2 separate regions of the Mus musculus genome follow, and region 1 is linked to region 2. A link is a loop called in an ENCODE intact Hi-C map of the cell type or tissue named here. Cell type or tissue: heart. All regions are shown on one strand. Links, peaks and the distances in the headings refer to the core of each region. The heading gives the core; the rest is flanking DNA.

Region 1 (5,374 bases), core at 187-5,186, 79 kb before region 2:
CTTTCTTTTACCAATGGACAAACCCAGAATACCACAATGCCCAGCTTCCTGCCTATTCTCCGTGTCTTGGTTCCTAGGTTTCTAAAAACCCAGGGAGAAAACATTTTCAGTGACCTTAATTAGTACTCAGATGCAGAATGGGAGCTGGGAGGGCAGTGAAGGCCAGAACAGGTCTCGAGAAAAGCCAGAGAGAAGTGACCACCAGCGATGGCACCTGGAAATGTCTCCCACTCCACCCTTCATCTTGGCACTGTTTCTAACACTGCTGAAATCCAGAGAGTCTCTTATTCTCAGGGTCTGCCCTTGGGAACAGCTGGAAAGCAGCCATCTCAGCACTTTTGCTTTGTTTCCTCTGGGCGCTTTTTTAGCTTCACACACTCTGTCCAGTCCTCTACAGGAATGACACACAGGAAAGGGAGGAACTCGAACACAGGGGGCCACTGTAGGACAGACACACTGGAGTACCAGAGCAGAAGAGCTCAAACCCACACTTTTCTTAAGGTGACATAGTTTGGTGTCTGGGGTTGAGAGGAAAATCATTCTTTTTACCATCAAAACTTCAAAGGTGCGCAGCCCCTACACTTCATGCAATAATGCAGGGGTGACAGATACATGAATGAGGCCCCGCAGCTTGGCCACAGCGAAACTGCAGCAACTGGGGACCTTCCTTCCTGTGCCCCACTGCAGAGCTGCAGTTCTGCAGCCAAGAGATCAGACATGAGAGAGAGGCTGCGTGCTCCCTGTGCCTCCTCCCTCCCTGCTTCCAACAGAAAGCAGAAAATAGCATTTTGTAAGTGGAGTATCACTTAGTCCTTGACTCAAATATCGAGCATCCCCCAGAGCAGTAAGGCTTTCTAAGGAAAAGGCAGGTAAAAATAGCCACCAAGGAGCTTTCATCTGCAGTCCCAGCCTGTGGGGGACTCTTGTCTGTGGACTGCCTTTCCTTTAGTATTTAAGAAAAAGGAGGGAACCATGAAGGCATACAACAGGCTTTAGGCATTCTCGCCATGCCTACCGTTTGCTCTCCAGCACTGGAGGAGGAGAGGGAGAAACTGGAAACCGCCCTGTTTTGTCAGAGATGCAGAAATAATACCCCAAACATCTTGTTATTTCCAAAGGTACTTATTTAGCCTTTACATCTTTGTCTTAGGGCCTTTCTTAATTTCTCCCTCTGATAATTTCTCTATCAATGATGTAATCTGGCAGTGGCCATGAGATGCTCACAGACCTAAAAAGAAAAAAAAGTCTGAGAGCTGACATTACATGCCTCTCCTTTAATGTCTTTGTAGGTAGAATCAGAACCTGAGCGAACACCTTGTTGATAACAGGTGACCATGGTCATAGCTTCTCAAGGCTAAAGTTCCCACTGTATTTGAATTTCATGTTTTCTCATTTTTTGGTTGATTGATAAGTAGGGGATTATAACTAAGGGACAGCCGACCCAGAAGACATCCAGCAGCCCTGGATGCTATTCCACTCAGCAGCTGCCCTAACTTTCAATTACTCAACTCTGAACAGTTCTACTCTATCATTATCGCTTTAAGGCAAAAGGAACTTTAAGAAAGTTACACAAACCCTTTTCTGAGAACATTTAATTCACCAGTGCCATGCCCTTTAAATCCTTGGAAACAAACAATCCAATCCAGAAGCGTCTTAGTTTGTTTTGTTGATTATAAGTCATTTGTCCTTTCCCTATAACATATATGAAAAGTCAAGGTGATTCCTACGTAAGACAATGTCAAAAGGGACAGGGGCCACCACAGAAAATCTGATCCTCAAAATTTTCCAGGTAGGGTAGGGAGGCAGCAGGAGGCTCCATTTGGAAAAAACAAAAGGATAAGATACAGAATAATAGCAGTTTGCAAGGGTCAGGTTTCAGGGGTCAGAACAAGGATGCTGAGTGTGGGACAGGCTGGAGAGTGAGTACTCTAACCCCTCCCTTCAGACTTGCTTAGTTCCCTGTCAGTCAAGGATCCTTATAGAACGACCATTCTTAAGCCCCACCTACCCTCACAGACAGCAATACACAGATTAATATGAACCTTGAAAAAAAAAATCAGTCTAGACAAGCAATGTCTTACACAATGTTAAGCGCCCCCCGTTTCCAACCCCCCATTCTGTCTGAGTCTAATGGGTCTGAAAGCTTCCTCAATGGGCCGACACTCAGACACTCATTAGAAGGACACTGAGGATACCATCTACCGACCTTTCCGGAAACTAAAGCACCGTTTGATTCTTCTGTATGTAGTTTTGGGGATGAAAGGAGTTGATGCTAAGGCACCTGAGGGGCGTCCCCCCGAATTTCGATCTTCAGGCATCATGCAGGCCCCAAGTTGTGTGAGACCGGCTCAGGCTTCCTTAAAACCTGCCTCCCTCAGCGTGGAAGCCCACAGGCGCTCCTCCTCATGTTTGTTTATGTGTCAAGTCTGAAGTGCTGATTCCTAGAACTCCGGGGTTTTGATCATCCAAGTCCCGAGTTAAGGTAACATCCCATTTACTCCTCTTTGGTAAGAAACAAAACAAATTACTCTCCTTTTTCTTTTGCCTAATTCAGTGAGTTTTGAGGATTTTTTGTTGTTGTTTTTGCTGCTGCTGTTGCTGCTGTTGTCTGCTTTGTTTTGTTTTTAAGTTTCTGCAGACATTCCAAAAATGTCACAGGAAAAGAATTGCAGCTAGCAAGCTGTGACTACCTTCTCGAGGCAGGAATGGTTTCGTTTATTGAGAACTGTCTTCTCAGCTGGACACAAAGTCATCTAGAAAGGTCAGCAAACGGCCCTGTGCAAAGGGGAGGAGGAAGAAGAGCTGAAGGGCCCCTCGGGAGTACTTCTGCACGGTCCTGGCTGGCTCCTTTAATCTGAGAGAAAGGCGAAGGAATCCTTGGCACCTTCTCCAGAACGCATTCCAGCGCGCAGATAATTCCTTGCAAAGGACTCCCCTGCTCCTTTTATGGTACCCCCTCAGCCTCTGATGCTCTCTGCAGGCTTCTCCCTTTTCCCTTCTGTCTTCCGGCTCCCCGCGGAGCCGCCACGTAAGACGAGTCTGGTGCCCATTCTCGGAGTCTCCTTGGCTGCTCCCGAGGCGGCTTTGCAGGGAGCTCTCCTCCCCCTCCTGCTCCGGTTCCCTTTTCTCAATGAGAGCTGGGCGGGAGCTGGCAAGGCTGCTGCTGCCTAGTCACAGCTGTGGCTGCTGCAGCCTCCAGTGCCTGCTGGTCAGACTAAGCAGGTGCTATAGCATCAGGAGCGGAGAGAGGGAGGATGCTTTCTGCCCTGTGAAGCCCCTTTCATTTTTTTTTCCCTGACTCTGCACTGGTCGGACAACTCTTGTCTGACTCAGCACCTTCTCTGCTGTCTGGCTCAGCCCCTCCAGAAAACAGCACCAAACCACCCTTGGATTCTCTCTCTCTCTCTCTCTCTCTCTCTCTCTCTCTCTCTCTCTCTCTCCCCCCCCTCTCTCTCTCTCTGTGTGTGTGTGTGTGTACACCCGCGCACTCTGAATGCTCATTCTCACATTTATTTCCTTTCCACACAAGATCCACATGGTTTTTCCTTTAGATCTTGTGTGGTTGAATCTATTTGTGGATGCTAAGGTAAAATACATATTTTTGTGTCACATATTATTTTCACATATCTATATGTTTTTATATATCTATAAAAATTAATTCTGGCAGCAGGGGAGCCTACAGGTGCAACTGCAAAACTAATCAGCTCATGCAAGATGGAAATGAATCCACTTCTCTGGTCTGAGAGCCAGCTCCTGGGAGCTCCCCCACCCCACCCCACCCCACCCCCACCCAGCGCTTGTCCACTAAACCTTCCAGTCCTGCTCACTGAATAATTTACTGATTTGGGTTAATCATTCACCCACCTGGCTGCTCCCTAAGCAGATCTGGAATGCTGGCACTTTAACCCTAGCTGACCCCAGGGCCTCCTCCCTCCCCAGCCCTTCAGCAGGAGCATCCCCAAACCCTGAGATGTATGTGGAGGATACACTTCACAACAGCACGGCTGCCCAGTGTGGTTTAGCTCCATGTCACAGCCGGGCACATAATTCATATTCTCTCTCTCTCTCTCTCTCTCTCTCTCTCTCTCTCTCTCTCTCTCTCTGCTTTCACTCTAGGTGACTGGAAACCACCAAGCAGACTAGCATTGGCCACCTCCATGAGCACTGCCTCAAAGTCAACTGGAACAAAATTCAATTTACAGAACATGCTAGGGGCTAACGAGCTGGCTCTAGCTTAGCAGTACATGCTGCTCCTGCTTGGATCCCGGCACCCATGCTGGACTGATTACAACATCTTGTAGCTATAGCTTTAAGGTCATCTGGTGCCCCTAGTCTCTGAAAACCTAAACCTCTGGGGGAAATATATATATATATATATATATTTAAAACATCCACTCCATATATGCACAATTAAAAATAAAAAAGCAAACAAGAATGAAACAAATAAAACTGAACATTTCCAGTGTTAAACATTTCAACTGCTCTCCAAAAGACCCAACAAACAGCTGAAAGAGTCAGATGCAGATATTTGCACTCAACCAATGGACAGAATCTGGTGACCCCTGTGGTTGAATTAGGGGAAAGCTGGAAGAAGCTGAGGAGGAGGGCAACCCTGTAGGAGGACCAGCAGTCTCAATCAACCTGGATTCTGGAGATCATTCAGACCCTGGACCTCTAACCAGGCATCATACACCAGCTGATATGAGGCCCCCAACACATATACAGCAGAGGACTGTGGAGTCTAGGTTCAGTCAGAGAAGATGCACCTAACCCTCAAGAAACTGGAGGCCCCAGGGAGTGGGGAGGTCTGGTGGGATGGGGTTGGAGGTTGGGGACATCCTCATAGAGATGGGCGGGAGGGATGGGATGTGTAACAGTCAGAGGGTGGATCAGGAGGGGAATAAACTCTGGAGTTTGAAAAAAATTAAATAAAATTTAAAAATTATTACTGACACACACTTATAATCACACACACACACACACACTCATATACAAACACATAGACACACATTTAGGCCCTGGCACACACATAGACACACAGGCATACATACACAGGTACACACACAGAGACAAACATACATACCATTTCTTACATACACACATAGATAAACATTTAGGCCCTGGCACACATTGAGGCACAAATGCACACATACATAGGCACACACAGACACAAACACACATATAGACACAGACTTATACACTAATACACACACGTACACACATATTTAGTTTCTGACATACACACAGGTACTTACACACAGGTAAGTACATACATAGATACATACATAGATAGACACACAGAGATACACATACACACTCTCTCACACACACATAGACCCTGGCACACATTAGGCCCTGGTATATACACAGGTAC
Region 2 (5,374 bases), core at 256-5,255:
CATTGGAACTTGGGATGTGTGCTATGTGCCCCACACACTTTCACAAGCTCACACAGTATCTGCGTTATCCAGCAGACACAACACTTGAAGTTGTACAATTTCGATGTCCTCATAAAAACAGCTTACACGCTGTTCAGTTAATGAGAAGCACATCAGAGGACAAGAGCTATTGGGTTTTCTTTTGGTTCTGAGATATTTAAAATCACACAAGCATGTGCTATCATGCACATTCACACAGGAGCACACGCGCCAGCACACACACACACACACCTCACACCCTACAACACACAGATGACCAAGTAGTTTTATGATGATAAGCAAATACATAGAAACCCCACACTACTTCTGTCTAGGAGACTCCACTTTAGAAAGTTTCAGTGCTCCGCATGTGTGTAAACAAAGAATACATCACATCATGAACTTAAAAAAATATTATTTCAGACTTTCACTAAATCAGTTTCACATACCTTTCAGTTAGCACTGAACCTGTACAAGGACAGCTATGACACTTGGTAGCAGTGATTAACAGAAGGATTCAAGGGGACAACACTGAATGACCACGTTGTGGGGAGGAAAAGCAGCTAGCTCCCTGTCGAATCTGTTGCCATGATCCGGACACATACTGTGGAGAGCAGAATGGCCTCTGATGGCAAACAAGGGCGTAAATAAAGCCACGCGCAATCCACGACCTGAATTTGTGGTGATATACGGACCCCCCCAATTATGAAGCACAATCAACAGCAATACCTGGCAATTTGCTTCCAAATTAAAGAAAAACCCCCGCTCTCACCTTGCACACACACTTCAGTGGTCAGTGACAGATGCAGGCTGGGAGAGACAGCAGCTGCTCTGCCCTGAGCGGCTTAGTGAACACTGGAGCCGGCTCAGGTCCCACTTCGTTTGCTCAATGCAGTTTCTCCCATGACTCCATCACCCAGGAATGGAAACCACGTCTCTCTCTCTCTCTCTCTCTCTCTCTCTCTCTCTCTCTCTCTCTCTCTCTGCTTCTGTGGAGTCCCCGGCTATTGAGCCAGGTAAAAAAATGCTGAGTTCTGCAAGGTTACTGCAAGGTGAACACAAGCAGAATGGGCGGGGGCAGGGGGAGGAGGGGCTGAGAAGTAAAGACCCTAAACTCCAGACACCTTGCCTTTGAAGGGAGTCTAAGTCCCATAAATCAGAGCTGGGACAATAGGAGGTCAGAGAACAGTGAAGCTGAGATTCTGAAATGGCATCGGGCCAATCAGCCAACTCAGGGGCATGCTTCAAGCAAGGAGCTCTCCCTCCCTCTCTCTGTCTTGCTCTGGCTATGTGTGTCTCTATCTGTCTCTGTCTCTCTGCCCCTCTCTCTCTCTCTCTCTCTCTCTCTCTCTCTCTCTCTCTCTCTCACACACACACACCACTGGCAGGCAGGCATCCGTGTAGTTACACTAATTAACTAGACACCTCTGTTTTTCAAGCTATATGGGCTTTGATGCTATTTTGTAGGTAACAAAGTTTAAGAGAGATCCAATACAATGAAAACACTGGCCAGAATCAAATAATACTTTTAAGAGAGAAAAAAATATTTCTTTTGTTCCATACTAACTCATAGTAAATCTTTATTTGGGGCACACACTGGAATTATGCAACAATCCCCCATGCTAAAGAAATAGCAATGATGTAGGCTTTTACAACGCTGACAGAATCAATTTAAAATTTCTCATAAAAATTCCTACCATGCCTTTTCAAGAGTGGTCTTGACTTACACACATGTTTTAACCCTGGCAGGCGTCATCCAGGCATTTTTTCTGTAACGTGTGCCTGTATGCTACAGAGTGATGCAAATGTCATAGACGATTCCCAATCGGTGGTTTCAGTTTTTAGCTCTCATATATTCATGTTCTTTACAGCGAGGTAGGAGCGAAATTAGGCCTTTTAAATGTCTTCTGAAACTTACTTACAAGGTTTATTTTCCCACAGGCAAACAATTAGTTACTGAGGTGCATCGAATGAATTAGAGGCGAGCCCCACTCCTTAGATGCTTCCCCTATTCTCTGAATTCTGTTTACCTGCTGTGTATGACTCTCTGAGGCATCAGAATCCTGATGACCAAAGCAGGCATTGGCTGTGAGCTTTGTCTACTTCCTGGGCTGGTGAGGATGAGTGGGAACAATGAGTGGGTCAAAATGCTTTGTATACTGTGGAGTCCTGGGGAAAGGGCACTTAACTTCATTTTTTCCTCCCTCCGATTGCCCTGCTGAGTGTTGTGGCCTGTGAACTGATGGCCATTTTCTAGGACTCCATGCACTCTATGGAGAATGATTGCTTCGAGTGGGCTATAAATAGAGTTAAAGGTCTTATTGAACTGCTGTCCCCTTTGTGGCCAGTCTTGGTGGCAGTCACTGCATGGCCAGAGTGAGTTAATTTTGAGCAACATGACCTCCATCTAGGCTCTGAGGGAGGACGAACCAGACCGGTTGAAACTCTGTTTTGCCCATGTGCAAGACAGGTTTCAGGGTTAACCCGGTATCCTGGTGGACTCCTGTTGGTGGGGGCTGGAGAAGATGGTTAATGAAGGGGAAAGGTTGGAGATGGAATGCCAGGTTCACTGTTGAGTTAAGTCAGTAGCACACCCATCTGAGCATTAATGCTAATGTTCTCACAATGACTTGTGCATTATTTAGAAGTTAGGTTGTGGGAGACACAGAGGAGGGAGGCAGGTAAGAAGCAAGAAAAGAAACAATAATAGAACCCCGTCTGTGTCCAAGAAACACATGGGGCTCGGAGGCTTAAGGAAGGAATGCTACCTCCATTAATTCTCATAATAACCCTAGGAGGTAGCTGCTATTATCCCTTTCAGCGATGAGAATTATTAGCCTGCTCACGGTTAACTAGTGATTAGTGGAGTTTAAATTACAGCCAAGTCCTTCATGACCCTGAGTTCCCATAGCCTGGACAAATCAGTTAACTTATAACTTCCTCAGACAGAGAATAAAGTCTGGTTTTTATGTGGTAAGAAGGCAGAAGTGCAACTTAACAAGAAATGGTCTTCATTGTTTTTACAAGGCAAGTCAAACTTACATGGTGTGCAACAATCTTAAGGAAAATACGCTTTGGTATTTTCCAGCAATGAACTAGTTGCAAGATGCAGAAAATGTGATCTGATTTTTAGGTTTATTTTATTTGCAATTATTTATGTGTAGGTGTGCATGTCTATAGGTAGGCCCATGAATACTGAGTGCAGTTCCCACAGAAGCCATAAGAGGGCACCAGATCTCTTGCAGCTGAGGTTGCAGGTGACTGACTGGCCAGGCAAGACTGCTGGGAAACAAACTTTCTACAAAAGCAGAACTTTCTCTAAACGGGTGAGCCATCTCCTTATTCTTTATCCCATGGGTAAGTTTTGATATTGTGTGTCAATATTCTTTCTGTAGTTTGATATTATGTATTCTTTCTGTAGTTTTAGTAGGGTCCTGTCTATCATCAAATTAACGAAACAAGTTAAGTCATGTTCTCTATAATACAATGGAACTCTCCCTTCAAAACACAACAAATGCATTTTCTTTGCTTGAATGTCTTTAAATTATAAGACCTCCAAGAACCCCTTAAAATGAAACAAGCCCATCTCATCTTGACATACTTGACATACATGTAAGGTGACTATTCATTTATGCCAACTGTAGTGTTAAGGTGAATAGAAGAATCAAATTTTCAGCTCTCTTGGGTCCGAGTATGTTAATGAAATGCCAAGTTTGTTCCCACTGACGTTCACTGAGAAGCTGGAGCAGAGGTCTGAAGTGCAGCCCTTCGTGGGTTGTTCACGTGACTGGCTCAGGGCCAGGGCCAGCTAACGCATGCTCTGTAGTATCTCCCACCAAGCAGCCCCTGCTCCCGACCGGCCCCCAGGCTGCAGGTTGTTTCCACCTTTCATCCGATTTCACACATGTTACAATCTTCTCTGAGGTTGCCTGGTGATACAATGTCTCTGATTTAAAACAAACAACCAAACAAAAAACCCATCTGTAAATAATAGAGCCCAACAGCTTTCATGAAATCAGGCCTCTCAGCCGCCCCCACGTTAACCGAGAAGGCCTTACACTGGAATATCTTGCAAATGCAATCATTATGTTGTTTCAGACACTACAGACAGCAACCACCCTCATCCTCCTTGGTCATTGGCTAAGAACGAAATGATACAATAATGCAAATAAATGTCAAATAGATCACTTGTAGAGGAAAAGAGCAAGCATACAGTTTTTCATTTAAGTTTTTTTCAACTTAAGTTCTGCATTATGGAACAACCCAATGCCCTGTGCCAGGTGCTGGCCTGTGATGCCAGCTTTGGAAGGCAGAGGCAACAGGACCAGGCATTTAAGGGCTTTCTTGGCTACATTCTGAGTTCAAAACCAGCCTGGCTAAAGAAGAACCTGTCTCAAAAAATAAAACCAAACAAACAACCAAGCAAACAAGACAACAACAAAATTACCTGTGACATCTTAACTACCCAGTTAGTAATATCAGTAAAGAACTCTCCCTCTCTGGGCTTTCTGGCATTGCTACCGAACCTAAAATATTCACTTTAGATCTTACTGTGGAGATAGCAGATTTCACTTAAGGGCTGGATTTCTATGTTAATGTGCTGTGAAGCCTATCTTGACATATACAACATACATCAAATGGGAGGAAAAAACCCCTATTTTCTCTACTTCTCTCTAAAATCATTTCCTTCCAAATAAAGAAGGATAAAAAACCTACAGACAGGTTTTTTTTTAATCTAGTTAAATAATCATTTAAATAAAATCCACTGACACAAGTTTTAATTGTTTGCTTTAGAAAATTTAAAATGAATGGTAGGACACTTTGTTTAAACAATTATACTGCTCTGTTTGATACTTTGTTTTACAGACTAGTAACTGCCTAAATGAATTATCATAGCCCAAACCAACAACACTAGCAATAAAGCAACCTCAAAGTCCACGATCACATCCTCTGTGTCTTACTCTTAGAACCGTTACTATTCTCTCTTGTATGAGAGATGCTGATTTTGGAATCACAGGTTGAAAAGCAGCACGAAGGAAACATCAAAAGCCTAAAGGAGAAGGCAGTGGGAGGCCGGGCAGGGAGGGAGATGCACAGCTAACATTGCCTTGTTCTCCTGTGGCCCCTGCCTCACTTTCTCTTTGTGGGAATGTTGCAGCTTCACATGAGCCTTCCAGGGGCTCCAGCCTGAAGTCCTCCATGGCTTCCCACTTGGATAAAGTTGGCCCATGGCTCAGCAAACACTGCAGTTTGGGAAAATCATAAACTGAAAATCCCTGACACATTCAACCTGCTGAGCATCCCAGCTCAGCATCCTGTAGGACATCTGCTCTTCATCCTCTGTGGTCTGTGACTG

What was found. Peaks named below come from ENCODE experiments on the same cell type or tissue, not always from the same donor. Only the 100,000 strongest peaks of a DNase experiment are listed, where the experiment ranks them.
Region 1: a loop joins it to region 2, with 2.1 times the contacts of the local background. A loop is called at or near these places in 1 of 42 quality-filtered maps.

What each region holds. Positions count from the first base shown.
Region 1 is chr5:102,843,002-102,848,375 of GRCm38, reverse strand. The region is part of intron 4 of Arhgap24 (Rho GTPase activating protein 24); the gene reads right to left. Among named protein-coding and RNA genes, the nearest start is that of Gm30396, 210 kb to the right of the region's middle. In heart, for the core only: a CTCF peak has its summit at 3,209; a DNase peak (open chromatin) is centred at 3,125; H3K4me3 peaks cover 1,641 bases; H3K27ac peaks cover 1,415 bases.
Region 2 is chr5:102,764,378-102,769,751 of GRCm38, reverse strand. The region is part of intron 3 of Arhgap24 (Rho GTPase activating protein 24); the gene reads right to left. Among named protein-coding and RNA genes, the nearest start is that of Gm30396, 140 kb to the right of the region's middle. In heart, for the core only: a CTCF peak has its summit at 3,230 (motif pointing right); no DNase peak of the experiment used is centred there; H3K4me3 peaks cover 766 bases; H3K27ac peaks cover 1,426 bases.